Linked DNA regions of Homo sapiens: region 2 is linked to region 1. A link is a loop called in an ENCODE intact Hi-C map of the cell type or tissue named here. Cell type or tissue: endothelial cell of umbilical vein. All regions are shown on one strand.

What was found. Peaks named below come from ENCODE experiments on the same cell type or tissue, not always from the same donor. Only the 100,000 strongest peaks of a DNase experiment are listed, where the experiment ranks them.
Region 2: it touches region 1 in a loop (2.3-fold over the local background); 1 of 110 quality-filtered maps calls a loop at or near these places.

What each region holds. Positions count from the first base shown.
Region 1 is chr7:107,047,126-107,049,625 of GRCh38, forward strand. All of the region lies in intron 1 of PRKAR2B (protein kinase cAMP-dependent type II regulatory subunit beta), which reads left to right. Among named protein-coding and RNA genes, the nearest start is that of PRKAR2B, 3.7 kb to the left of the region's middle. In endothelial cell of umbilical vein, a CTCF peak has its summit at 1,538 (motif pointing right); a DNase peak (open chromatin) is centred at 1,296; H3K27ac peaks cover 1,953 bases.
Region 2 is chr7:106,589,598-106,592,097 of GRCh38, forward strand. CTB-30L5.1 (a long non-coding RNA gene) reads right to left here. Exons shown (of 4, transcript NR_187788.1): 2 at 1,953-2,085. Among named protein-coding and RNA genes, the nearest start is that of CTB-30L5.1, 8.0 kb to the right of the region's middle. In endothelial cell of umbilical vein, no CTCF peak of the experiment used is centred here; DNase peaks (open chromatin) are centred at 1,044 and 1,764; H3K27ac peaks cover 2,306 bases.

The DNA of each region.
Region 1 (2,500 bases):
TAGCCTCACCCCCAAGGACTTTAAAACTTTTTGACTGCAACCAAATACAATTTGATCATTATCCAGGAGGCACATACATCTGTATAACAGAAACTTTGGCAATAGTACAGGTACTTCCTTCTGTCAGATGCAGTGCTTTTTGATATTTCCTATTTGAATCAGTTATTTCTCCCTATTTTAAATTGTATTGAGACCTCCAGTTGAAAAACATTTAATTATAGGCTACAAAGTGATTGGCAAGGTTTCTTGTAAAGGGCCGGTTAGTAAGTGTTTTAGACTTAGGGCAACATGTGGTCTTGATCACTTCTTCTTCAGTTTTTTTTTTTAAACACATACACCTTCTGAGGGTTGCGGTTGTACAAAATTAGCTGCAGATCAAGGCCATAGCTTGCCGACCCCTGGTTAGAAGAAAAAAAAAAAAGTCAAAATAGTACCATTGGGGGAAAAAACAGGAGTGATCCTAAAAAGTATGAGCCTATCAGTTTGACATCTATGTCCAGAAATGTGTCTCATTAGAAAAGAACCCCAGATACTGGGCAATTCTGGCATAGTAAAGAATAAGGATTGGAAAACAAGTCTTAATTTACTATGACACAGCACAAGACCTGCTGGGTCAGTAATTCTGAAATTTTCATAGATATCTCAAGGAAGTTTGATTCAGAAATGACCATTACCCTGTACCATTTTTGGAGAGCTTTTTTAAATAGGTTGAGATGGGACATGATATCCTTTTCTTCCCCCTCAGTAGACATCCCACCCAGGTCATTCTGATATCAATAGTTCCATGACTGTACTTTGGAAAACATTAACAGATAGTGATAATACTATATTCTTCTTAACATTTAAAACATAATTGCCGTTAGTTGACAATTGCTGTGTGCTGTCTAAATGCTTTAATTTTTTTGTCTCAGCTTTATGAGAACGATAAGGCCATCACTTGCCCAGTGTTTCACGTGAGCTGCAAAATCAAGATTGGGATACAGGTGGACCTGGCTTCATCCCTGTGCTCTTGACTGCCCGATTCTATCTCCAGATGGGGCTGGGGCTAGCATAACCTGAGTATCCCTTATATGTCAAGCTCTATTTGGGACCCTTAATGTGTTTTATTGTTAAAGCTCTGAAAAATTAACTTGTCCAAGGTCACACATAAAACGAGTAAGTAGGGAAGCCTGATTTCTTACTCTTATGTATCTAACCTTGAAGCCCAGGATGATCAGGGAGTTCTTAAATGGAATTTGTTCTGTGGGCTGACTCACAAGTCAGGTTTTCCTGTTTTTTTTTCTTTTAGTAATGCTGATGGATTTGCATTGTTGGTTCATATCCTCTCTTGTGAATGTCTTTAACGTAAGTGATGGTATTTATGAGAGGTTGGAGTTAAAAGGCAAGTTTTTGACCATGCAACTTGTGCCCATTGACAAACGTAGGACAAACGTAGGGATCAAGCATGTGACCTTGACCTTATAATGTGGTGGTTTAATCAAATAAGCCAGGCACCTGCAGTTAGCTGGAAAAAATGTTGTCTGGCCAGGGGTCGGTGATTTTTGAGGGTCAGGTGGTGTGGCTGTAGGTGGCGCTAGAGCAAACAGTCAGATGGGTGAAGGTCATCTTCTTTCCTACCTTTCCAAAGGATCCCTTCCTCTTCTAATAGCTTTCTTTTCCCTCTCCTATTCTCTTCCAGTCTTATAAATTCTAATTGTTACTTTCCATTTGCTATCAATTCTGGTCGAAAGAGCAAGCTTTAGATGTTAGAATGATAGTGGCTTATGGTGACCCTTTCTAGGGAAACTCTCAAAGGCCAGAAAGAAGCCATAATGGAAACCTCTTGGCATCTACTCTGTCTCCCTCTTCCCCGTCCTAGAGAAAGCAAATACAGTTTGACATGTCATGTCTGAAAGGGTAGCATCCCTAGGCCTTGAATTTCTTAGAAGGTTTACGGTAGGCTATAGCATTGCATCAGTACTAGTTTGGAGTAAAATCTGTGGTAATTCATGATTTTATATAGGCATCATCAAGAGATCTTGTGTTGCCCCATAATTTCTTCAGTGGAATTGCTGAAACAAAAAATGAAGTAAATACCATTCAGATTACTCTGATAAATGGACAAGTGGTCAGAAACAAAATTAACTACACATGGGCACATGCAGAGCAGTCAACCTGGGAGAAAAAATAACTACCGTGATAGAAAATAAAGAGCTGATTTTCTGAGTTATAGAAGAAAAAGATCTAGAGTTCAAAGTAGATACACATACCAAAAATATAGACTCATACCCCATAAGACAAGCATATCAAAAGTAATAAATAGAAATTTACCATGTAATAACTGTGGCTTAATCCTCTTAACTCTGTCCCATGTCCAGTCTTGTTGGAATCTTACCTACCTTTTGGTTTTTACAGTTCAAAGGGAATTTGGAGAATTTACAAAACATCCTTAAGGTCAAGCAAAATATTGTAAAGTTTATATCATTGATATAAAATCTTACAGAGTTATATACTTTTTTTT
Region 2 (2,500 bases), 460 kb before region 1:
CATAGGGTGTGTACCTGTGAGGCAGCAAGAACACTCTTAATTACTCCCTTACAAAAAAGTCTAGCTCATTTCCACATCTTTGCTTCCTTTTTAACTTTGCCAAAATGCATACCCAAGCACATTTTGGAGGAGCATGTCCTCAGTCTGGTCACAGTCACTGTGACATCTTGGTCTATTGAATGGTGCCTCTAGAGTTGTGCTCACTGAGCCTCAGCAGCTGTATATGGTAGCTCCAAATTTGATTCCAGGATTATTCCGTCTGCATAAGAATTTTATCGAGTCTATTTTCTATGTCTATTCGGAAAACATAATATATCCTCAACCAGTTATCACAATCTTCATTAAAATTTGAATTTATCATGATCCCTTCCCTTCCCATCACTAACTAGTCCTCCTGGCAGGATTTGCCTCCTAACTCGCTCCATCACCTGGGCTGGAGTGTGGTGGCATGATCTTGGCTCGATGCAACCTCCACCTCCCAGGTTGAAGCAATTCTCCCACCTCAGCCTCCTGATTAGCTGGGACTACAGGTGTGTGCCACCATGCCCAGCTAATTTTTTGTATTTTCAGTAGAGATAGATTTTTACCATGTTAGCCAGGCTGGTCTTGAACTCCTGACCTCAAGTGATTCACCCATCTCGACCTCCCAAAGTGCTGGGATTACAGGCAGGGGCCACTGCCCCTGGCCTAGGACTCAATTTTTTAACCTCTGCTGCTGGTAATCCATTGAGATCTAGGTATGCAAACATAATAATGGTAATAACGGGCAGCTAGAATTTACCAAGAATTTCCTATGTGTCAAGTACTGAGCTAAGGGCTTTACAGGCATTATTTTATTCTCACAATCTCTCAGTGTTGTCATCTCTAGACTTCCATTTCTAGAAATATGACAGAATGGATATCCCAAAAAGCCTCTTACTGCAAAACATCTAGAACTGATTTATCAAGAACAACAAGCAGACTTGTAAAAGCAAATCTGAGCTGGTGAGAAAGAGAAGGAATTTCCTAGGAGTGAAAACAACAGGAAGAAGCTGAAGGCAAAGGAAGTCAGATAAGCCCTAATAGCTTTGTCTGGCCTACCGAGTTGACTGATCCCAACCAAGGAGGCTGGGTTTTAAAAGCCACTCAGAAAAACAAGACTAAGCCTTGAGCCAGCTCCAATTAGAAAGCTGAAACTTAAATGCCAACATAAATGTATTGGAAAAGCAGCAAGGCTGAAAAAAAGCACTGATCATTCATGTTGAAAAATTGGATAAAGAAAAGCAAATGAAATCCAATGAAGGTTGAGTGAAGGAAGTTATAAAGAACAGAAATTGGCCGGGCACGGTGGCTCATGCCTGTAATCCCAGCACTTTGGGAGGCCAAGGCAGGCAGATCAACTGAGGTCAGGAGTTCCAGACCAGCCTGGCCAACATGGTGAAACTCTGTCTCTACTAAAAATACAAAAAAATTAGCTGGGTGGGCGCCTGTAATCCCAGCTACTCGGGAGGCTGAAGCAGGAGAATCTCTTGAACCTGGGAGGCAGAGGTTGCAATGAGCCAAGATCACACCATTACATTCCTGCCTGGGCGACAAGGGCAAAACTCCATCTCAAAAAAAAAAAAAGACAAAAAAAAGCAGAAATTAACAGAAAACAAAACACTTGCATCTAAAGCTAGAACCCTTGAAGAAGTACAACTTGAGTGGAAAGAGGCAACTAGAAAAAATTCCATCCACTGGCACAGGAAGACTGCATAGAAACTTGCCTGTCTTGGCCTGGGTCCAGGTTGGAATTCAAAAGGTTCCTATGGAATTCATAAACACAGACCTTCCCTTGCCCAGGTTGGAGCAAGCAAACAACTATTGGATAAAGGAGCATGAAAGAAGTCCCGGGTTGGCAAGGTCCCTACAAAAACCCGGAAAAAGCAAAGACGAAGCACCAGAGACCCTCCACATGGGCTGTGCCCACTCACCGTCCAAGGAAGACGGCCCCTCAAGCCTGTTGAATCCAGTTTCTCTTCCAGACCTCCAGATCCAAGTCCATACCCATTCTCTTGAGTCTTGCTTCTCAAAGCAGGGCGCTGGAACCAAGTGCATCAGCATCACCTGGGAAATGCGAATTTACTGACCCCTAGCTCAGACCCACTGAATCAGGAACTCTGAGGGTGGAGCCCAGCAATCTGTGTTTTACCATGCTCCCCAGGTGATCATGATGCACACTCACATTTGAGATATTTATACCCATTCTTCCTCCTGAGGAGTACCACGAGGACAAGCACGTTTAATACATTCCAATAATGTTGGAAACTACTGCTCTGGATTTTAATGATATCTTAGGCTTATCGAACCCTAAGAAATAAAAGTTTTAGAACACCAAGCAGGGTTTTTATTTTCAAAGCTTTGGAACTTATATGAGTCATTCTTTTTAGGTTTTATATAAAATAGTAAACCTTTAAACACATAGAGTTTTAGCTAGAGAATGAAATTATCTTACATAATTATTTATAATCTATGCAATAAT